Regions from separate parts of the Mus musculus genome. Here all the other regions are linked to region 3. The links are chromatin loops, found by intact Hi-C in ENCODE. Cell type or tissue: gastrocnemius. All regions are shown on one strand.

The links. Peaks named below come from ENCODE experiments on the same cell type or tissue, not always from the same donor. Only the 100,000 strongest peaks of a DNase experiment are listed, where the experiment ranks them.
Region 1: it touches region 3 in a loop (1.9-fold over the local background); 3 of 42 quality-filtered maps call a loop at or near these places.
Region 2: it touches region 3 in a loop (9-fold over the local background); 8 of 42 quality-filtered maps call a loop at or near these places.

The regions. Positions count from the first base shown.
Region 1 is chr17:88,269,452-88,277,451 of GRCm38, forward strand. The region is part of intron 3 of Gm31615 (a long non-coding RNA gene); the gene reads right to left. Among named protein-coding and RNA genes, the nearest start is that of 1700116H05Rik, 34 kb to the right of the region's middle. In gastrocnemius, no CTCF peak of the experiment used is centred here; a DNase peak (open chromatin) is centred at 4,919; H3K4me3 peaks cover 1,181 bases; H3K27ac peaks cover 2,103 bases.
Region 2 is chr17:88,506,999-88,514,998 of GRCm38, forward strand. No RefSeq gene overlaps it. Among named protein-coding and RNA genes, the nearest start is that of Ppp1r21, 19 kb to the right of the region's middle. In gastrocnemius, a CTCF peak has its summit at 4,490 (motif pointing left); DNase peaks (open chromatin) are centred at 583, 2,253, 4,160, 4,481 and 2 more places; H3K4me3 peaks cover 485 bases; H3K27ac peaks cover 920 bases.
Region 3 is chr17:88,326,357-88,334,356 of GRCm38, forward strand. The region is part of intron 3 of Gm31615 (a long non-coding RNA gene); the gene reads right to left. Among named protein-coding and RNA genes, the nearest start is that of 1700116H05Rik, 23 kb to the left of the region's middle. In gastrocnemius, CTCF peaks have their summits at 3,437 and 3,974 (motif pointing right); DNase peaks (open chromatin) are centred at 2,632, 3,530, 3,974 and 7,482; H3K4me3 peaks cover 413 bases; H3K27ac peaks cover 7,722 bases.

The DNA.
Region 1 (8,000 bases), 57 kb before region 3:
TATGTGTAGCCTGGGATGTCCTGGACCAGGCTGGCCCCAAATTCACAGAGATCCACCTGCTTCTGCCTCCTGAGTGCTGGGATTAAAGACTTCAGCCAGCGAAAGGATGGACTATCCAGAGACTACCCCACCTGGGGATCCATCCCATAATCAGCTACCAAACCCAGATACTATTGCATATGCCGGCAAGATTTTGCTGAAGGGACCCTGTTATAGCTGTCTCGTATGAGGCTATGCCAGTGCCTGGCAAATACAGAAGTGGATGCTCACTGTCATCTATAAGATGGAACACAGGGCCCCCAATGAAGGAGCTAGAGAAAGTACCCAAGAGCTGAAGGGGTCTGCAACCCTATAGGTGGAACAACAATATGAACTAACCATTACCCCCAGAGCTCGTATCTCTAGCTGCATATGTAGCAGAAGATGACCTAGTCGGCCATCACTGATAAAAGAGTCCCCTTGGTCTTGCAAACTTTATATGCCTCAGTACACGGGAATGCCAGAGCCAAGAAGCAGGAGTGGGTGGGTAGGGGAGCAGGGCGGAGGGAGGGTATAGGGAACTTTCGGGATAGTATTTGAAATGTATATATAGAAAATATCTAATAAAAAATAAATAAAGACTGTGGGAAGCTGTTGCAGAGTGGCAGTTACAGAGTGGCAGTTGGCTACTGCTGGCCACCACACATACATAGGCAGTAAAGGTTCTTTTGCCAAGATGAGGTTTTGAGAATTAACCAAAGTTAACCAATCAGATGAGAGACAAGTTAACCAATCAGATGAGAGACAAGTTAACCAATCAGATGAGAGAAAACACCTTTCCTAGGCCTATATAAGCAGCACCAGTTCTGGGCTTGGGGTCACTTCGCCTCTGCAATCAAGCTCTCCCAATAAACGTGTGCAGAAGGATCCTGTTGCAGCATCGCGCAAGAAAAGACCAAAAAAAAAAAAAAAAAAAAAAAAGACTGGGCCAGCACTCCCTCTTGAATCTGGACAAGCTGTTTTAGAGCAGGTTCTGTCTTACTGTTTGTTTGTCTTACTGTGTAAAACGGAGATGCTGTCGCTCGGGACAAGGCTATAGTGAAGCCACACGCAGCGCAATGCAAGTGGGCACGGACAGAAACACCTGGGGTTCAAGAAGCAGTTGATTCTGAATTAATGTTTTGTCACTGTGCAGTTGATTTTCCATTTATCTTCAATCACTGTCTATTCAGAAACCGTTTTCTCTTGCTATGTTTTTGTGACTCTAGTTGTCAAAACGTGAGAGGGTTGTGACCTGAAGTTTAGGAAGCTGGGAGTTAACTACAGCAGAGGCTGAAGGTCCAGCATACACGGGTGAGGGGTCAGAAATGGCAAGAACCCCAGGGGTAGAGCCACGTGAGTGTAGAGATGGAAGCAGTCCACAGGGAGCGCAGCGGAAGCTCACCTTCCTTCCCTAGAAGGGCTCAGATAAGGACAGTCTTTACTGGGGCCCTGCCGTGCGTAACAAAAACCATCTGGAGTTAGCTTGAGAAAATGTGGGTAGATTTTGGTATGGGAGTGTCTCACAAACTCAAGAATGCAAAAATCTACAAGCTAGATCAAGCCAGAGGTGCTGGGACAGAGGAAGGAGGATTTGCGTTTGTGGTGGTTTGAAGGTTTGGCCAGAGGGAGGGGCACTATTAGGAGGCGTGGCCTTATTGGAGAAGGTGTGGCCGTGGAGGAAGTGTGTCACTGTGTAGGTGGGCTTTGAGGTCTCATCTGCTCAGGCTCCACCCAGTGTGGGATCCTGGCTGCATACAGAAGTGAGTCTCCTCTTGATTGCCTTCAAATCAATGTATACAACTTTCCACTCCTTCAGCATCATGCTTCTCACCATGATGATAATGGACTGAACCTTGGAAGCCTCAAGCCAGCTCCAATTAAATGTTGTCCTGTATAAGAGTCCTCTTGGTCATGATGTCTCTTCACAGCAATGGGAACCCTAAGATACAAGTTGGTACCAGGAACTGCGGCATTGCTGTGATCGGCCTGACTATGCTTTTGTTTGAAGGAATGTTGACTTTGGGACTTTGGAAAGCATTGGGATACTTTAAGTGGGGTTTAATGGGCATTCTAGTAGACGCGTCGCATGAAGACAGTGGTGCTGAGGGTGATTTAGACTTTGGGGGCCTGGCTCGAGAGGTTTCAGAGGAGAGAAATTTTAGTATGTTGCCTAGAGGTCGTTCTTATGTTTTGGTGGAGAATGTGGCTGCCTTTTGCCCTTGTATGAAGAGTCTGTTTGAGGCTAAGGTAAAAAGATTCAGAGGAGGTCTCAAAAAAGCCTAGCATATACTCTGCCACGTGGTTTACTCTTTTGAAGAGTGTTTAGATCAAGAGTAGCAAGCTTAGAACAGAAAAAAATAGAAAATGTCTGGCTCAAGAGCAAAGGGCTACCAGGAAGTGAAATGAAGCTAAATACTGTGTAAAGGCTGTGAAATGGGATTCCGGGAGTGGTGACCTCAGGGTGAGTTTCTGCCCAGCTAAGCTCACTGTTGAGGTGTTTGCAGTTGAACAAGAGACAGTTGTACCATGGTAGGCTTCATTTCTACCTGATTATTGTTTTCATTTGGACTTTTAATCTGGAATAAACTACAACTCAGAAATGGAAGCCTGGGAGACACAGGCTTTTGATCTGAATTTTGAGGCATAGTGGCCACAGGCATTGTGGTACACACTTTTAATCCCAGCGAACAGAAGCAAGAAGATCTCTGAGTTCAAGGGCAGTCTGGTACAGAGCAAGTTCCATGTTAAAAATAAAAAATAAAAATAAAAGCTTAAGCGTCGAAGGAGTTGGAAAACAGAAAGCTGGTGATGACGTAATAGGACAATGTTCCAGCCCCAGCAAGCCGCAGAACTTGGCAGCTTCATTCTTGTGGCTCTGGCTTAGAGTCAGTAATAGAAGGGATCATGGAAAGCAACTGAGGCTTGATACTGTGAGAGGCCAGGAAAGGCCATTGGCGATGGTGCAACCTCAGTTGCAGTTAACAGCCCAGGACTGAAGTGGCCATGCAAAGAAGTTGAGGTTGGCACCATGAAGAGAGTCTATGAGAGGCTATTGATGAAGCCTAATTTTAGCAGAAGATTCCAATGGAGATGATGGTACCATAGGATGATCACCAAGAACAGCAGTGGCAATGCAGTGGAGTCAACTAGAGCTTAGAGTGCTACAGAGGGCAGAGCTGGAGAAGTCACCCAAGCCCTTTGGAAAAGCCAGATCACGTGTGGATCCCAGACATTAGAACAAGAAGCTGTGAAGTTGAAGTTGCCTTGGAACCCCAAGATGTTAGAGAGGCCAGAGCTGTGGGATACCCGCTGAGGAAAGCTGCTAAAAAGGAGTGGAACCAGCCCAGGAGAAAGACTTGTTTTGTAGTCATCAAAGCTGAAAAGAGTTGGACGTCAGACATGGAGATGCAGAATTTGGAGTTTGCCCATCTGATTTTGGTATTGCTTTGGTCTAGTGTTTCCTCCCTTTGACATTTTGGAATGGGAATGTATATCCTATGCCATGGTATGTTGGAATTATGTGATCTGCTCTTTGATTTTATAGGGGGTTACAGTTAAGAGATTGGATGAATCTCAGAAGAGATTTTGAAATTTGGACTTTTAACATTGTTGAGACTCGATATGGAGGCTTTAAAATTGGACTAAGTGTATTTTGCATTAGGCTATGGCTAGATATGCACCCCCTACACCCCCAAAAGACTCATGTGTTTGAACAAGCCAATGGGGGCCAGGGAGTAGAATGTGGTGGTTTAAATGTTTTGGCAATGGGGAGTGGCACTATTAGGAGGTGTGGCTGTATTGGAGGAAGTGTGTCACTGTGGGGGTGGGCTTTGAGGGCTCCTTTGCTCAGGCTCTGCCCAGTGAGGAAGAGACTCATGGCTACCTACAAAAGAGACAATCTCCTTCTGGCTACCCTTGGAATAAGATGTAGAACTCTTGGCTCTTCCAGCACTATGTCTGCCTGCACACTGCCATGCTTCCCACCATGATAATAATGGACCAAACCTCTGAAACTATAAGCCAGCCCCAGTTAAATGTTGTCCTTTGTAAGAGTCGCCTTGAACACGTGTCTTCACAGCAATAAAATCCAAACTAAGCAAGTGAGGGCTAGAAGGTGAAACATCCCAGGGCACCACAGCTACTTGATGAGGATAAAGCCCAGCTGGACTACATGAGACTGCCTCAAAAACAAAAAGCAAATGCCAGAGGGAGCACCGAGGGAGCACGGAGGATGGGGGGACTCAGCACTCAGTGTCTTTGCTACTCACTAAGCAGAAGCAGGCAGGGGCTTAGACGCTGGGCTATTGGATCTGAATCTGTGAACTTGGGGAGGTAGGAAAGAGGATGGGATTTGGGTCCTCGAAGCTTAAACTGGCCTCAAACCCTTATGTATCGAAGACTGGCCTTGAACTCTTGAACTCGGTGTCCAAATTACCGGGATTACAGGCCTGCGCTACCATTAGAAAATGGGCACAGGGTGCAGGAAAAATGGCCCAGCATTTTGTTGGGGAGCTGGAGTGTAAGGTGGTTAGAAGGGCTCTGCAATGCTTCCTTCTTTTGCTCTCCTGAAACGATGCCTTCTATGGCCTGGAAGTGACTAAATCCATCTTTGTTCTAAGAATTTGAATTGTTTACTCTTAAAGGAAAGTGGAAAACTGCCAAAGTTATGGACGTCCTTCATGCGCTGTGTCTGCTTTGTGCAGCGCATTTCAGACAAGAGACGAGGTTGCACACAGAAGGTAAGATTGCTTAAGTAAGCATAGTGTAGGCTGGGGTGTAGCCTAGTGGTTAGAGCGCCTGCCTTCCATGCTCAAGGTTCTAGGTTCCAGGCTCTAAAGTTATCAGAAGTGCCCTTGGCAAGCAGACAGTGTCACCAGTCAGAACCTGGTTTTGTTCCTAGACTTGTCTCCAGGCCGAACCAAGTTGGAGACTCTGTGTGTGTGTGTGTGTGTGTGTGTGTGTGTGTGTGTTTTGGGGGGAGGGGCACGAGGCGGGGAGGGAGGCTGGTTCCAGCCAGTCGTGGAGTCTGCATCCGGAACACGATTGTTTCCTTTGTGACGTACTATTAGTTTCAGTTTGCTTCTAGCATGTATTTTGGGTATTTTCCCAGTGGTTTCAGTGAGGAGTCTCCTGTCTCAGGGGTGGAAAAACAATACAAAACAAAAAAAAAAAAAAAAAAAGAAAATGAATTCGGCAAAATCACAGAAGAATCCAAGCTTGGTAGTGGGCCCTTCGCTATAAACACAATTTTAAAAAAGAACAAAACAAAACAAGTGCTTTGGTTTCTTTCTCTCCCAGAAAAAAAAAAGTGGTTACTTACACACACACACACACACACACACACACACCACAGAAGGATAGGGTGGGCTGTTCAGAACAAGATGTTTCATAGTCCATTTGTTTTAGACAAAAACTCGGAGGCTCTGGAGAAAATAAACTGCACATAAATAGGAGAAAACAGACTGCATCTTGTTGTTATGGCAACGCCCTACTTATATCACATTAAGCTGATTCATGTCTTTCCCCCCTCCCTGTTAATAAATTATAGTGGCTGATGAGAATTAAGCTGGCTGGAAGAACTGGCATGGGCAAGATGCATATTAATTTGTCCTCTGATAATGGGTGTCCCATACTTTCTTTTTTTTTTTAAAGAGGATAACTCTATTGAAGAGGGTATTTTAACATGACTCTATCACCCTTCACCAGCAGTGTGTGAATGCCTCAGAATGAGGTACTGGCTGCTTCCTGACTGTTCCTGGCTAATTGCTCCCAAGGAGCAGAGCCTGTAAACCTCCCCGTTGCTGTGTCTCTTGCCCAGCCTGCATTCCAATGTCTGGGACGTTCACACCGTCTCTCTTTTTCAGCTACTTTAATCCATATAATATACATTGGAATTCACACACATACACGCACACAGACACAATTGCAAAATGCAAATAAAAGGAAAACTGAAACCATACACCTCACTCAATAGGTAACCATTAGAAAATGGGCACAGGGTGCTGGAAAAATGGCCCAGCAGTTAGCTTTCAGAAGTCGTGAGTTCGGTTCCAGGCAGCCACACAGAGTGGCTCAGACCAAAGGGTCAATAGCTCCAGCTTCAAGGGCTCAGATGTCCCCTTCTGGCTTCCAAAGGCAGCTGCACATATTTGGTGTTCACACACATCACACATAAATAAAAATATTAAAAATAAATTCTCAGGGCATCATCGTGAGTGAGGTAACCCAATCACAAAAGAACTCACATGATAAGCATTCACTGATAAGTGGATATTAGCCCAGAAACATAGAACACCCAAGATACAATTTCCAAAACACATGAAACTCAAGAAGAACGAAGACCAAAGTGTGGATACTTTGCTCCTTCTTAGAAGGGGGAACAAAATACCCATGGAAGGAGTTACAGAGACAAAGTTTGGAGCTGAGACGAAAGGATGGACCATCCAGAGAGTGCCCTACCTGGGGGTCCATTCCATAATCATTCACGAAACGCAGACACTATTGCATAAGTCAACAAGATTTTGCTGAAAGGACCCTGATATAGCTGTCTCTTGTGAGGCTTTGCCAGTACCTGGCAAGCACAGAAGTAGATGCTCACAGTCAGCTATTGGATGGATCACAGGGCCCCCAATGAAGGAGCTAGAGAAAGTACCCAAGGAGCTGAAGCGGTCTGCAACCCTATAGGTGGAACAACAATATAAACTAACCAGTACCCAGGAGCTCTTGTCTCTAGCTGCATATGTATCAAAAGATGGCCTAGTCGGCCATCACTGGAAAGAGAGGCCCCTTGGTCTTGCAAACTTTATATGCCCCAGTACAGAGGAATGCCAGGGCCAAGAAGCGGGAGTGGGTGGGTAGGAGAGTGGGGGGGCAGGGTAATAGGGGACTTTCGGGATAGCATTTGAAACGTAAATGAGGTAAATACCTAATACAAATTTGGAAAAAAAAATAAATCCTCAGAAAAAGAAAATCATCAGACAACATGTAAAGTTTGTTGCAAAAGTAAGAATAAGGAATCAATAAATATCTTTTAAAAATGCTCATTTTCACTAGACATGATTGTGAATGGCTTTAATTCAGGGGTGGGTCGGGGAAGAAGCAAACAGATCTCTGTTAGTTCAAGGCTAGCCTGTTTTATATAGTGAGACCCTGTCTCAAAATATATGCTCATTTTCAACCATTATTACAGAATTAAAATAGCAATGGTATATTTTCTTCAATGAGTAATTCGGAAACATTCAGGACATGAAATTGGAGATGAGGAAGCCTGCTGTCTCATACATTGTTTAGAACAGTAGAAGTTGTATTCAGTTAAAATTTTAAGAAAAATGCTAGCTGAGTGTGGTGGTGCACGCACGCCTTTAAGTCCTAGAACTTGAAAAGCGGAGTCAGGCAGATCTGTGTAATTTCAAGACCAGCCAGGGCTACAAAGTCAGACCCTTTCTCCAAAAAAAAAAAAAAGAAAGAAAAAAAAACATTTTAAAGTTTCATTGTTATGTCATTTGTCACGTGTGGTTGTCATAGAACAACTTTGTAGACTTTCTTTTTTTTTTTTTCTCTCCACACCGTTGTGTGGGTGTGAACACAGGATGAACTCAGGCCACAGTGTTTATGGAGCAAGCCCTCCTGTCCAGGGAGCCGTCTTGGTGTCCATGACTAACTTTCAGGTGTATAGCTGTACTTGTCAAGGCTTGACTTGCACACGCTCATTGATTTCAACAAATTAATTTATAAATATTTTCATACAAGTCATTAAAGAAGATTTTAGAGGATGTCCATTGTAACACTGAGTGCTATGGTAACATAAATTAATAAAACATACATGCTCATTCATAGGCTAGCTAATAAAATTAATTCAGTCATTGAATGGAATGATACCCTATCTAAGAAAAGGAATTTGAAGATACAGAAAGGTGTAAAAAAAAAATGAAAACTGAAGATATTAAATTTCAGGACTTAACACAGTTTTGCTTGTACTA
Region 2 (8,000 bases), 180 kb after region 3:
GGCACATACCATTTCTTCCAAGAAGGTGATTTCTTGAGATATGCTTTGGCCTGGACTCAGTCATACAGATAGCATAGAGGCCATTTGGGCTATTAACCACGTCTGGTCCTGGATTAAGAACTTGGTGGAGCCTCTGGCTACAAGGGTCATTTAGACAATTAGATATTGCAGTCCTGGTTGATATAGCCTGGCCCAACAGATAACGAGGATCACAAGACTATTGATCACTTCCAATTCTCACTTTCCCATTGGAAAGACTGCTGTGTGCTTAACATTCTTGGATTCTCTGGGGAAATCTGTGTGTGCAAACACTTTAGTGCTGTGCTCCCACAGAGGACAACACATAGGACTTGATTCTGTCCTGTTGCCATGTGGCTCCCAGAGATCGAACCAAGGTGGCCAGGCTTGGCATCGAGGGCCACCCTGCCCGCAGCCATCTCAGAGACCCATTTCTGTTTTTTGAGACAAGATCTTCCTGTATATCTCCAGCTGGTCTGGAGCGCCTGATCGTCTTGCCTCCGTGTCTCAAGTGCCAGGATGACAGAAGTGTACCATCAGTGGCCAGATGGAGCTGCTCGCAGAGGATTTCCTCCTGGCCTGCCAGGAGCCCTGCCTGCCTGGCCTTGGGTCTGGGGCGGGCTTCCTGTAAGTCTTTCCCAGCGTGGTAGATGGACAAAGGCAAGAGATGGAGCCATTTGACTGCGGGCCAGCCTTTGCTTTCCTGTTTAGCAATGGAGGCATTTTGTAAATGATTTTCTTTTTTTATTTTTATTTTATTTATTTATTTACTTATTGGTTTTTCGAGACAGGGTTTCTCTATGTAGCCCTGGCTGTCCTGGAACTCACTCTGTAGACCAGGTTGGCCTCAAACTCAGAAATCTGCCTGCCTCTGCCTCCCGAGTGCTGGGATTAAAGGCGTGCACCAACACGCCCGGCTGATTTTTTTTTTTTTTTAAGAACAAATTGTGGAAGCATGCAGAAAGTGTGTTTGTAACTTTCAGTGCTATTATTGCTATTATGTTGCTCTCAGCCCAAATCTCCTTTATCATGCTCAAACGATCATTTTTTCTGTTAACCAAACCGTTTGACTTACATCTGTCGTTCTAGGAACATTGTCATCCATCACAAATACTTAACTGCAGATAGATGTTTATATTTCCATTTTTAAAGCTCATTTATTGTATATAGCTCAGTCTAAATAACCGGAACTGTAATCTCATAAAAGCTAAAAATGAAAGGGAATTTGTAAAATTTATTTTGCAAGCAAATAAGGTGTAAAAATATTATCAAAAATTTTCACAGGGATGTTGTGGGATCTCTATAAAAACAGCAACTTTTTTTTTGGCGTCTAGCTAGCATGTAATAAATGAAGTCACCACAAAGTTTATACTTCCAGAAACAGGCATGCCCTCAAAGACATCTCTCTCTCTCTCTCTCTCTCTCTCTCTCTCTCTCTCTCATGCGAGTGCGTACATGCGCTCTCGCTCAGAGTCCTATACTAACGAATCTCTGTGACCCAGGCCCAAGTCCTGAGCGCTCTCTGCAGCACACCTATCGCAGAGCCCTGTGTCTAGTTCTGTCTGTTGGTTTGTCCAATGCTGCCTTGGTACCTGCATCTCTTTGTTTCCTGTTCCACAATAGGTTACAAGCTTACAAGCACCACTTTCCACAGTGTTCTCTTCTTCCTAGAGCTTCGTACTCTCCCCAAAACTTTCCTTTAACCTTGGCGCCTCCCTGAATCGTTCTCCTCTGTACTCCACCATCAGTCTGCCAAGAAATCCAGGTGTATTCAGTCATGCCCAGAACCTGCTAGCTCCTCGGGGCCTCCTCTACCGCTCACCTCTGAGACTGTCTTATTCCCCCACTACCAGACTTCCCTGGAGCCGGGCTTCTACCCTACTGTCTCCTTTAGTCCCCGCAGGCTCTGCCCTCAGCACTGCAGCAAGTGTGACCCTGTATCAGGAGTCAGACACTGTCAGCATTAGCCGTCCTGAGCGGCTGAAGCTGGGAGCTGATCGCTCCTAGATCTCTGCTCAGACTTTACACCTTTACATACACCGGTGCCTGGTGGAATCAGCAAAGCTGCAAGCTAGTGCTTTGATTTCTCTTTTAGAGCCGCGTTTCCCAGTAGCTGGCCACTCCCACAGTTACCCCCTTTGGAACAGTTCAGAAAGCCTGCCCATGCCTTCTGCTTCTCTCTCTTCCTTGCCTGTGCCACGCCAGTCCCTCCCTTTGCTGTTCCCCAAATGTGCTGCACACCCTCTGCTCCCAATGCCCAGGGCCCCGCCCCCAGGCGCCTACACCTCTCATCTGTGAGTCACCATTCAAGAGTCACTTCTCCCTCTCCAACTCCCCTGACCTCTTCCCCTTTCTACTGCCAACAAAATTCTGACTTAGTGTAGCATGCATCACTAGAATGCCCCTCCAGGAGGTCAAGTATTTGACTGTCCTCTGTACAGCTGTGTCCCATAGCTCAACCCAGTGTCCCTCGGTAAGCCACTCATGTACCCACTGACTGGGGGACCAGATCAGTTCCCATCTCCTTTGTAATCTTGCCAAGCTCTACACTTCTCTCCACCACGGGAGCGTCTCACTCACTACCCAGCCCCGACTGTGGCTGTATATGAATTCTTCAGTACCTACCTCAGTGCCCAGTGCACATGACAGCCAGAATTTTTTTTATATTATATATTTTTTAAAGATTTATTTATTTATTATATGTAAGTACACTGTAGCTGTCTTCAGACACCCCAGAAGAGGGCGTCAGATTTCGTTATGGATGGTTGTGAGCCACCATGTGGTTGCTGGGATTTGAACTCCAGACCTTTTGGAAGAGCAGTCGGGTACTCTTACCCACTGAGCCATCTCGTCAGCCCGACAGCCAGAATTTAATTATCACAGTCCTCGTGATAGCACCGTTTGGATGGCCCGGAGTGGGCAGGGATCAGGAGATTTGGAGAATGTGGGACAAAAGATGGTGGTCTTCTGTAGTCTCAGCTTTGAACATGACAGGTATATTCTCTCTCTCTCTCTCTCTCTCTCTCTCTCTCTCTCTCTCTCTCTCTCTCTCTCCTTCCCTCCCTCTCTCTCCTCTCTTTCTGGATAGGGCTAACCTAGAACCCACCCCCTAAGTAAACAAGGCTGTCTTGGAACTCACAGAGAGCCACCTGTCTCTGCCTCCCCAGTGCTGGGATTGAAGGCGTGACTACAGAAAGCACCAGAAAGGGGAAAAAAAAAAAAGTATCCTTTGTCGTGCTCCTCCCAATCTCTCTCATCAGCTGTCATTCCTGTCTTTGCGAAGCCTTCCTCTCCCTTGCTCCCCAGGCCTGTTTTGTACACAGAGGCAGTGCCTCAGTGATGAGGGGCTTTCAGAAGGTTTCTTGTTCTCAAATACTTTCTTACATCCCAGCGCTGCGATCCTTGGGGTCTGTTTGCACAGTCTCAGGGGAGAAAATGACAGACGTGGAGGATATTTTTAATTTTCAAATGGCTTTATGGGGGTTCAGTGCTTGCCTGGCATAATGATCCCAGCACTCAGGGAGGCCGGAGTTATAAGTCACCCTTAGATTTTCTTAGAGATCCAGGCTAGCTGGGCAAATGAGTGTGTATCAAAAAAGCAAACAAGTCGTTATGTCCCTTAGAGTTTAGTGAGAGTCAGAAGTGTGGGGATGTATGACTGTAGTTAAAGCTTAGACAGAATTGCTGGGAGTCCGCAAAGCACCCTTAACCTGAACTCACAGGGTTTGGGAGAGAGCGTTGGATGTAGCTGCTTCATAGAGAAAACCGGGCAGCCGTCGGTGGAGTGGGGGTGCGGGCAAGGGGTTAGAATCCACACTGACTGAATTGTACGGATCTGGGGGACAGCGGTCAGACTGAGACAGGCCTTCAGCACCCCGTATTTCCAAGGGCTTTCTTGAACAGGTTGGAAATAGCCCAGGCAAATCGCATTGAGAAGGGTGCTTCAACTCTCACCCTCTCCTCCAGCCCCTTGTCCTAGTCTAAAAGCCTTGCTTGTGTTTCTGAAGGTGGCCCGGAACTCGCTGGGTTCCAGGAAGAAAAGGCCGAGGGGGCTGCAGCGTCTGGTCTGTGACCCCTTACTGCTTTGGGTCTGTTCATCCCAGCCACAGGTGCTCCCCGCCCCCAACGCTGCCCAGGCCGCCCAGGACAAAGGAAGGGTTGTGCCTGCATAAGAGGGCTATTTGCCTCCTTGCCCAGCCATCACGTGAGGACAAAGGGTCCACACCCTAACTCAGCTGAAAGAGTGCAAAGTGTCCCAACACGCCCTGCAAAAGGACTTACTGATTTTCCAGTTAAGAATTTGCCTAACCTGTTCTGTTCAAACAGGCTAATTGTTTCCTGAAAAAGATGAAGTCACTAGAGAGACGTGCCTAAACAATTGCTACCAGTGGTCATGGGCGTGCCTCAGATTGGTAACCAGTTTCAGGACTGTCACCTCAAGTGGCTGCAAATTTGGTGATGGCGCGCTCCCTGGTGGCAAAATGAGGTTATACCAGGCAGAAAACAGCTTGAGAAAGCCAATGGAACGGAGACCTTGAAAATAGGGAAGAGGGGCGATAGGTTTGTGGGACGTTTGTGGTTTTCTTTCTTTCTTTCTTTCTTTCTTTCTTTCTTTCTTTCTTTCTTTCTTTCTTTCTTTCTTTCTTTCTTTCTTTCTTTCTTTCTTTCTTTCCTTCCTTCCTTCCTTCCTTCCTTCCTTCTTTCTTTCTTTCTTTCTTTCTTTCTTTCTTTTTTTTTTTGGTTTTTCGAGACAGGGTTTCTCTGTATACTCCTGGCTGTCCTGGAACTCACTTTGTAGACCAGGCTGGCCTCGAACTCAGAAATCTGCCTGCCTCTGCCTCCCGAGTTCTGGGATTAAAGGCGTGTGCCACCACGCCCGGCTTGTGGTTATTTCTTAATAAATATCTGTTGGCTGGGCTGGGGCATTGAGTGGTTAGTGGGTGGACCGGTGGTTCATGCCTGCCATCCCATCCAGCTCTTGGACCATGGAGTGAGGAGTCGTCAAGGCTAATCTTGGCTTTTACAGCAAATTCTAGACCAGCCTGGGACTCAAAACCGACCAACAAAAAAATGAAATATAACCCACCAGGTGTGTGGATTTTAATAATAAAAGTGAACAATCTGCCCAAAGCCGAAGCAGAGAAGGGGTCTCTAGTCTGATCGACATTACTGCGACTGAGTCTCCTGTATTCCGAAGACTTTTTTTTTTTTTTGGCTGTGAAATTTTTAGAATAGACACTAGAGAAAAGTGAAAATAACTATTAGGCCCGTGTGTCAGAACATGGAGTTTGGCACACCCCAGTTTTTGCCACTCCCCTTACTCCCGTTTCCTTCTTCCCTGCACAAATGTAACCCATGTGAGTATTATGTTGCTTTACCTTAAGGCTGTGGGATACGTTGTTGGAATGGAGGGGCTTTTCTAGCACACTTCGCCACATCTAGTATACACTAGAGTGGTCTACTGGGGTTGCACTCTGCTCACCTTGGGATTTTCTTCAAAATGTTTCTCAATTGTTTGTGGGTCCCAGAAGTCCACACAGCACTGTGTTGCTCTGTCTCTTAGTTCTGTGCCCTGCCTCTCTCTCTCTCTCTCTCTCTCTCTCTCTCTCTCTCTCTCTCTCTCTCTCTCCTTTTCTCTTTCACCCATCCTTCCCTCCCTCAAATAACACTCCCCTACATACACTGAAACACCCAGCTAGGGTTTGCAGGCTAGCTCAGCAGGTAAAGCCACTTGCTGCCAAGCCTGCTAACCTGAGTTCCATCACCGGAGGGCCACATGGTGGGAGGAGAGAACAAACTCGGGCAAGATGTCCTCTGACCTCCACATGAGTGCCTATAGGACACACACATGCTTATCCCCACACATAGACACATAGATAAATAATTGCTATACATTTTTATAAACAAACGCGTAGTCGTTCCACACACGGTTGGATGAATTTTGACAAGTGTGCTGCAACTGATCCTCTTTCTTCCCAGGCTAAAGAACATGTCCATGACCGCACAGAGTGGCCCCTATGACACTCAGTGAACACTGTTCTTGGTTCTTTTGCTGGGTGTCTTGCCTGCTCTAAATCCCATATTAAGAAGGTCATTGCAGAATGCTGTGTGCTGCTTTTCATACTCTACATGATGCTTTGAGTTTCCCCCACACCGTGGTTCATTCTTTTCTGTGGCTACATTGTATCCTATCCATAGATATCCACTGCTTGGCAGTTAGACTGCTTCCAGGTGGAACTGCTATAAATCAAAATGCTCTGTCTTTTCATGTGTCTGTCTTTGTGTGCATGTGTGTGTGTGTTCACATGTGTTTGTGTGTGTCTATGTGTATGTGCATGCAAATCTGTGTGTACATCTTGTTTTTTTGTTTTGTTTTTCAAGACAGGGTTTCTCTGTATAGCCCTGGCTTTCCTGGAACTCACTTTGTAGACCAGGCTGGCCTTGAACTCAGAAATCTGCCTGCCTCTGCCTCCCAAGTGCTGGGATTAAAAGCGTGCGCCACCACTGCCCGGCTACATCTTGTTTTATTGTAACAAAGCATCTGAGTGCTTTTGTATCTTTTTGTGTTCTCACTTCTCTTGGTCTTCCTGCTCCTCTCAGATAACTGGTCACAGTATCTGTAACGCTGTAAGAAAACCCTATACTCTTCCTCACCTGAGACACTTCTTGTTCTTCCTCTACTGCAGATGTGTAGTAGTTTACTCCTCTACAGAACAACCTCTTTATGGTGTCCTTCTAACCCTGGGTTTCCTGTGAACTGTAGATCTGAAGCCCAGGAGAAATCCTTTGGTGACAGCACCAGAGGTGTGCTGTTGTATAGTTCTTCCCCATACCACAAGCCCTTCAGTGCTGTCTTAGCCAGTGTTCTATTGCTGTGAAGAAACAACAGCAGCTCTTCTAGAGGAAAACATTTACGTGGGGCTGGCTTCCAGTTCAGAGATTTAGTCCATTATCGTCATGGTGGGAAGCATGGTGGCGTGTGGTCAACATGGTGCTGGTGAGGTAGCTGAGAGTTCTACATCCTAGTTGGGATGTAGAAGGAAGAGAGTGAGACACTGGGCCTGGCTTGAGAATCTGAGACTTCAAAGCCCACCCCCAGTGACACAGTTCCTCTAACAAGTCACACTTACACCAACAAGACCATACCTCCCAAGAGTGCCACTCCCTGTGAGCCTAGGGGGGCTATTTTCATGCAGACCATCACACAAGGCCTAGTTGCTGTCCCTCAGTTCAGACACAGATTCATAGGCCAGGATGGTGCCCCATCCCTGCCCAACTCCCTGTCCCTAATGGACTTGTCAGCAGTGGTATTAGATGGCCTCAGCCTTCAGTCAATTATTCTGTTAAAAATTATAAAACAGTGGTCTTAAAAAAACCTACCACTTTTCCTGCTTCTGCTTTTAAAAACTTCCTTTCTCAACTTCTTGGCGTTTAGGGAAGGCACTTGCTGTCTTTAACTGCCCTTTTTTGTCCTTGGTTTGTTTTTAATGGTATATTTATTTTCCTACATGTGCCTGCATGTATATCACACACCTCATGAGTGCCTGGTGCCCACAGAGGCCAGAAGAGGGTGTCAGACTAGAATTATGGAGAGGTCTGGGCCACCATGTGAGTGGGTGCTGAGAATAGATCCTGACTTCTCTGCAAGAACAGCAAATACCCCTCCAGCCCTGGGCTTTATTTGGGTTACTTACAGGCACGGGTGAGAGCTACTTACAGCAACAGAGATGATTCAAAAATAGCTGCAGCACCAGGGCCCACACAGAGGACTGCTACATCCACTCCAGTAGTGACAAGCACCACAGGCCCCGAAAACCTGGGCGCTGTCCTGAGGCGAAAAGTTCACAGAAACTTAGTCTCCTGGAACCATGGCATCCTGTATAACAAATGCTCCAATGTCCTTGCTTTAGTTGATAAACGGATCTGTGTGCCTTCCCTTAATATTGCTTTATTACAAGTGCTCTAAGGATTGATATTTTGAC
Region 3 (8,000 bases):
CCATGGCTGCCCGTGTTTAAATTCAGGCCACATTCCTGCTGGAGCTTCCAAAATATAGGGAGGAGAAAAACAATAAAGAGTTCACTGTGCTCTGCGTAAGGCGATCTGGCTTTGGCCCTCCGCGGGACATTCTTGTTTGTGGATTGCTGAAAGGAGGAAGGAAAATTGACCTTTGGTTCTGTCACCAGGCTCAGCTCACAGCTCCCAGGGCTGGATGAGCATCGCAGGCAGGTGGATTAAAGCTACGAGTCTCAAGTCCATGCCAGACTGCCCAGCCCTTGGACTATGAAAGGGGTTGGAGGAGACAGGATAGAAAGGTCAGAAGATGAGAGAGGGATAGACAGAGTGACATTTAAGCCACCCAGTTCAGTTCTGTTTGACAAATATTTGTACCATGTGGGGGAGGATGGCTGGGACATGCCCACATACAGGAACACAAGCTACAAAATCTAGCCTGTTAAAAAGTGCTCATAGGCTCTCTCTTCATCCTGTTATGGTCTTGAAATGAGGATGTGGGTTTTAAAAGGGGGAAAGGGAGTGGGAAATCCCAGCTTTGCCCTGTAAGATTATCTCAAATTCTGCTATGATCGTGGGACAGCCATGGGACTGTGCCATATGTCAATGGATAAAGAGCTATGTTTAATGCTAATCCATTATCCTTTGGGAACCTTAATGAAGGAATGACGGAAGATCCAAGGAAGAGAACGATTTGTCCAGGGCTGCTTGGCTACTCAATAGCAGATAAGACACGAGAGCCCCTGTACTCCAAGGCCCAATTTAGGACTCCGTTCACTGCACACCAAGCCTCTTTGTTTGGTTTCAGTGGGAGTGCACGTTCCAAGACATTGCATGTATGACTGAGGTTCAGGATCTAGCCATCCATGGAGAGAGTTGTCCACCAGCTCCCTGAACTCACTACTTATGGTCGTCAGAGTGTTTAGATCTTGTCTCCTATCCTAGATTAGATTTTGGTTAGGGTTATACATCTTTAATGGAAGCAGACAAAGGAATAGATAGGACAAGGTTGATGGTTAGAGACAGAGAATACACTTCCTCATAGGATGAGCTCTGTGGTTCTTCAGCCTCAGTTCCATGTGAAGGCAGCATCCATCTCGCTCAGCCTTGGTTATTACTACACTCAAGTATGTTTGGGGGCTCCCAGTGACAGGAAGACACTTTTGAGACCAAGTGGGAGACAGCAGGGATGGTGTTATAGGTGGAGCTATTGGCGGAATGTTCTCTGGATGTGTGTGTCTGAAGAGACAATGGACGGTGGGCAGCCTGGATGGTCAGCAGGATGGCCAAAAGAAAGTTTAGAAATGACCAGGGACAATGGAAGTCCTGTGCGTGGGATTGGGTGGAGGTCACCAGCCTTTCACCATTCTCCTTTGTGTCACACAATGCGGTGGCTAAAACAGCTGCTTTGAGATGGCTCTGTTTCCCTAGAGATATTCTGAGCTATAACTGTAGATCCCCACCTTAGATTTGTGCTCTCTCCTCTCATGCTCTAGACCCGTGAAAGGGTCATAACCTCTGACCCTTTCACAGGGGTCGCCTAAGACCATCAGCGAGCACAGATATTTACACTATGAGTCACAATGGCAGCCACGCTACAGTTATACGGCAGCAACAGAAATGTGATAGTTGGGGCCAGCAGAGCATGAGGGATGCATTAAAGGGGTGCAGCGTGAGGAGAGTTGAGAGCCGCTGCTCTAAGTGATCAATTAAAAGTCAATCAATCCCCAGTCAATGTGCAGCGTGGCTTTGCAGAGTTGATGGAGGATGTCTGCTGTGGCCCTTGTGAATTGGGAGCATTTATACCAAACTGATTTTTAGCTAAATTAGATCTACAAATCTGACGGGGGCGGGGGGGGCATTTCCCCTTTGATAATAACTTTTTTTGTAAATTGTATTAATTTTGCCTTTGCCTTGGACTGCAGTAATGGAGCTACAAGCTTTCTTTTTAGGCTTCAATAGCAATGCCTCCATTGTTGGTTTTTTTTTTTTTTTTTTTTTTTTTGTTGTTTTTAAATTCATGTTCCTGGCAATTAAGCACTATTCCAAAACATAAAAACAATTTCCTCCTTTTCAAATCATTGGGCAAGGAGTTTCACATGAAAGCTGCTGTTACCCAAAATAGGATCTTGTAAAATAAATGAAGAGCAATCTCTATTCATGAGATCAGCTCTGCCCACCCTGCCTCTTTCTTCCCACCTATCTCTAAGAAAATTCTGAGGCATAGCAGTGTACACCTGAAATATCAGCACTTGAGAGGCAGAGGCAACAAGTTCCAGGCCGATCAGCCTCTGGTCTACACAGCAAGTGACATTTCATTCAGGGCAAAGGAAACTCCACCTCAAAGACCAAATAAGAAAAACAAAAACAAATTAAGTCCCTTCCCTTGGATTACTTTTAATTGAAAGAGAAAAAAAAAATGTGTGGATGATTTTGTTTATAAATGCTAAAATGAAGTCTACAGGAAAAGCTAAAGAAATTAAATAACCACGACCTTCTCTTCATACAAAGAGCAGTGAGCCATGCGGGGTGGGGGTGGGAGGAAATGGGGGTGGGGGCATAGGCTGGCCGCTCTGAGCGCATCCTTTCCAGCTCTAGCCAGCTTGCCTTACTGTGAAGCTGTGTGGGCCTGGCCTTCCCTCTCCCCAGGCTCTTTCTTGCCTTTTGTTCCCCTCAGCTACTCCAATCCTGCTGCTGCTCTCTGTAGGAAACCGTACTGACCTGGAGGTCAGATTGACCCGGTTAAAATCTACAAGATAGACCACATGAAATTACTCTTTTTATATACGGAAGATGGTCAAACATTGGCAGTTTCACGTAGTTTATCCTAATATCAACATGTCATCATCTCTAAGGAAACATATTTTAAACGCGTTGTTACAGCGGCACGTGCTAACAACCATTTACAGCGATAGGGCTTCAGTTCTGAGGGGCAGCCGTGACGTCCTGTTCTGGGTTAGTCTGACAAGGTTTCTGAGGCACTGCTTGTCTGTTGGAAATACCTGGAAAAGGCAGGTCCCAGGGCAGAGGAACAGACATGTGGAAAGATATAGGGGAAATTGGCAGGGGCAGGATAGCGTCAAAACAGCCAAATTTGGAGAGGGATGGGGAGGGCGCATAGGAAGGGGAGGGTAGCCTTGCCCCGAAGCAGGTGCTGAAGAACAGACATTTTGGTGGGAACCTTCTAAACTATGTGTTCAGAGAAGTCCTGACTGGAGAGAGAAAGATGGTGTGGAGAGGGGGTGGGGATGGGAAGTGGGGAAGGTGGGGAAGGAGGGTGGGTGGGAGGGGAATGACAAAAGGAAGGTAGGGAAGAAGCTAGGGTTTATAACGTGAATAAGACCCTCCCCGTGGAAGCAAGGGATTCCAGCCTAGCTTTATCCCTAAACATCTGCCTCTGGCAGTGCCACATGGGTGGGGTGGGCAATGCTGAAAAGCAGGGGCATCCCAGCAGACGGCGGGAGGCTACTGTGGAATCTTAGGCCGGCCAGTGACATCAGATGTGCCTACGAGCAAAGCACCCAACAGCTGTCTGGAAGATGGGTCAAAGAAGCTTGTGATAGCTGGCAGAGACCCAACAAGCGAGCTATTTTAGTCAGACCGAAGAAGCCGAGTTTGAAAGGGCAGAATTCCTGAGCGCAGATCTGAGCCAGTCTCACTGAGCAAAAGGCTCCAAGGACTGTACCCCAGGAGGTCTGATTTTCTCTTCTCTAAGTAGGCCAAGCATAACCATCCCTCACTCCTGTTTTTCCCTATTGTAAATCTCGGGTTCCCTTTGATAGATCAGTGCTCTGAAGACCTTGAGTTCCCTTCCTCAGTCCTCCCTTGACTGACCAGAGATCACCTTCTTTTCTTAAAAGACAAATCCTTTGGCGGAGGTGAGGGTAAGATTTATTTAGTATAGCTTATGCATATGGCAGTGACAACTGTCATGTGCATGCAGTACCTGTGGAGGCCAGAAGAGGGCACTGGATCTTTTGAACTGGAGTCACAGATGGTTATGAGCCACCATGTGGGTGCTAGAAACCAAGCCCAAGTCCTTTGCAACAAGTGCTCTTAACCCCTGAGCCATCTCTCCAGCCTTCCATAACCTTAAGCCCTGACATATCAGGCCTTTTCCTCCAAACTTTGAGTCATGGCTTCCATCTTTCCACCACGGCTGTGCCTCTCAGCTACCTGCCCCGAGAGTCAGCGACTATCATCTTCTCTGTGCCCCACACATGTGCTAAGCACTGTGTGTCAGGTTTTGTAATCACTTCTAGTGGATGTGTGTATCACCAGCCTTTAGCTCCCTGAGGCTAACACCACGTTTTCTGCCACCGTTGACCTAGTAGCTCACAGGGTCTCAGAGCAGACACACAGGTCAACTAACTTGAACTGAATTCTTCCCTTCCCAGGCACAAGATCATGTTATCCTAACTGCTTGGCTGTGCCTGTCTTGTTAGAACCTAGCCAAGTATACCTCTTGTATATCTTCTGTGTTAATGCAAAAAACACATCTCTTATCTCTACATCAAAGGGAACAAGGGAGAGCTTGTTCTCCAACCAAATACGGTGACACAGCCCGGGGACATGGATTCAGGTTGCCTGAAATAACGTTCTTCCAACACTGAGCTAATTATGTGAATTTTCTGTTTTTCTAGTATGTCTTAGGTAGGGTTTCTGTTGCAGTAATGAAACACCATAACCAAAGCAACTTGGGGGAAGAAAGGGTTTATGTCGTTTACACTTCCACATCAGAGTTCATTATTGAAGTAAATCAGGACAGGAATTCAAACAGGACAGGAACCGTGAGGCAGGAGCCATGAAAGAGTGCTGCTTACTGGCTTGCTCTCCATGGCTTGCTCAGTTTGCTTTCTTATAGAACCCAGAACCACCAGCCTAAGGGATGACACTGCCCACAGTGGGCTGGGCCCACCCCCATTCATCACTAATTAAGGGATGAATTCCTTCTGTCCCATTTTCTCCCTCATCACTTGCAGCCAATCAAGAAGTTCTATCATCTCTTCCCTTAAAATGTCCCACCCTCATATGTGTTGTCCCCTGGCTGGCTGTGTTGCCATTTGCATAGATCAGAATCTCAGCCCCTTAGCCTGCTCAAGGGACCTCACAGTCCACCACTGTGTTCTGCGATGTGGATGCTGCCCAGTTCTCTGCTCGCCAAGCTCACATATGCTGGTTCACCACACAGCATTCTGACCACAAGTCTACAAACCCATTTTATCTTACAAGTTACTCTTTAGCTGGTTCAGACCACCCTGAGTCTTTTAATATTTAGCTTCATGCTATACCATGTGGTGGCTGCTGCTTCCTCCTCCTTCTCCTCCTCCTCCTCCTCCTCCTCCTCTTCCTCCTCCTCCTCCTCCTCCTCCTCCTCCTCCTCCTCCTCCTCCTCCTCCTCCTCCTCCTCCTCCTCCTCTTCTTCTTCTTCTTCTTCTTCTTCTTCTTCTTCTTCTTTTTGGTTTTTTGAGACAGGGTTTCTCTGTATAGCCCTGGCTGTCCTGGAACTCACTTTGTAGACGAGGCTGGCCTTGAACTCAGAAATCTGCCTGCCTCTGCCTCCCGAGTGCTGGGATTAAAGGCGAGCGCCACCACGCCTAGCCCACGTGGCTTCTTAACTGCTTTATATTTCAAGCATCCATGCAAGTCTTTAAGTTTCCAGAAGAGGAAAAACTATCACCTGTTTCCCCTTTATATCACTCAGTGCCTGTTTAGCACATACTTGGCAAATTTAGACTCAGTTATACATCTATTCCAGTCTCCTCAGCTGATGAGAGAGAACGAGAGAGCACATAGGGTTTTGGAATATTAGATGAGATAATATGTGTGTGTGTGGGGGGGTGGCAAATCTTAAAAAATGGCATGCCATGAAAAAAGAAGTCAATTAAGTTCCTATTGTTACAAATCCTATAGTGATAAATAATTGGAAGGCAGTACAGATGGATAAAACATGGCTTCCTTTCTTATAAAAATCTGAGCAGCTAACCTTGAAAACATCATCAGAACATTATGTTGACCTGTGGAGAAGCTGGGGATATATGCCTGTCCAAGGTCTATGTTAACCCTGGAAACGCTGGTTCTTCAGTGGTAAAAGGAAGAAAACCCATTAAAGGAGCAGCCTAGGGGGGAGTTTCTCAGCTTCCTCCTGCTGTTTCAGGGCTTAACTGAAGTCCTGACTGGAACCATCCCAAAGGCTGGATGAACTGAGGTCATTGGGATTAGCAGCCATTCCTGAAGCTGTTCTGTGAGCAAGTCTCTGAGGCAGGGTAAGGTAGGGGCTGGAACAGCAGCAGGTCACCTCAGCGTCCCTAAGGGTGAGGCCTGTCAGAGCTGCACTTTTGGTGTTTCATTCTGTAACACATGAACCTTACAACCAATATTTAGTTCAATAAAGATATTTATATGGAATGTGCAAGGTGCAGAGATCAGTTAAAGATGGATTTTGCTCCTGTTTGAGCAGGTGACAGACAACTGCCTGTTTTATGAGTTACTTTGATCAATAACCAAATTGTAGTAAATCTTCATTCGTGCCATTTGAAAGGATGACATGAGGAATTGTGAGGAATTTGTAACCAACAAGATTTATAGGTTATGTATAACTGAAGTTTTGGCTAGAGACATTTTTATGTCTCAGTCAGTTTCAGGGCTGCTCCCATGTAGAGCAATCAGAAATCATGTTATCTATCCTGTTTGGTCTTCTTGATTTTTTTTTCCTTCCCGTCTGTAGCCAAGATCTCCATGGGGTCTTCCCTTATCATGTCTAATTCATATTACTTTGGAAGGGATCCAAAACCTTTTCATCTTTCCTGTTGACACAAAAAGTAGAGCCTTGCTCTCAAAATAGCATGTCCTTGATCTAGCAACCCGATATAATCAAAAATTTAGGTTGGTTTAACTTAGCAGCCTCGTTTTTGGTTAGGCCTGGCTTGCTTTGACTCCTCTTCCAGAGAATCGGTAACACCATTAATACCACAGAGCTTACAACCACCTTAATTTTGATAATTAAAACAACTCAAAACAATTAAAACAATTTAAAACAACGATTATTTATTGAGATTGAGTGTCTCTTTATCTATGTCCATATCTTTGTTTCATACATTTGAGATAAAAGGCCTGGATTTATTTATTCATGCATGTACACTTAAAAACATGTAAAGCAATTATCATTATTTCTCATTTCTATCCTTCAAACGATTAAAGCAATTTTTATTTATTACTCCCTTCTATGGAGATTAATATCTCTTTAAAACAATGGTTACGTAAAACACTTAAAGCTGTGGCCATTGTTTCTTCCTTTGATATGCCTTAGGCACCGCAATAGCTGGACAACTGTCTACCCTCCGCGTCCTTAGAATCCTCTTTCCCACCAATAACTCCGATTTACTACTTAACTAAGTTCTGTGTTCCGCCTGGGCTGCTCTTAAGTCCAGTTGGCCTTGGCCAGCTGGCATGGCCACGTTTGTATGGCTCAGCTACCACACTATGGCTCTCCTCCCTCCTGCACGTTCCTCTCTTCCCTAGCGACTCCTTTCTGCTTCTCCTCCTTGTGGTCTCTAGCCTAGGGAAACCTAAACCCCACCTATGCATCTCCTCCCCAGCTATTGGAGCTGCTGGCATCTTTATTTACCAATCAGAATTAACTGAGGGCAGGGTCCCTCAGTGCAGACTCTCTCATCTTTGGGGCAAACAGCTTGGGGGGGGCAATTAGCATTAGAATACAAGCAGCATTAGGCCAACCCACTACATCCTCCTGTTTCTGAGTCTGTTTGCCTGTTGAGCATGCCTAACACTCTTGACACATACATGGGGACGCACAGGTCAGGCAGTGGGTCAGAGAGGTAAGCCTGCTTTCTGGTGAGGCTTGACATCACTAGAACTAGTCCCAGCTAGTTGAGGGGCTGGAAGTCCTCAGCGCCTTCAGAACCATATCATGACTTCATGTTTGCTATTAAGAAACAACCTACCAGTGCTAGCTGGTTGGGCAA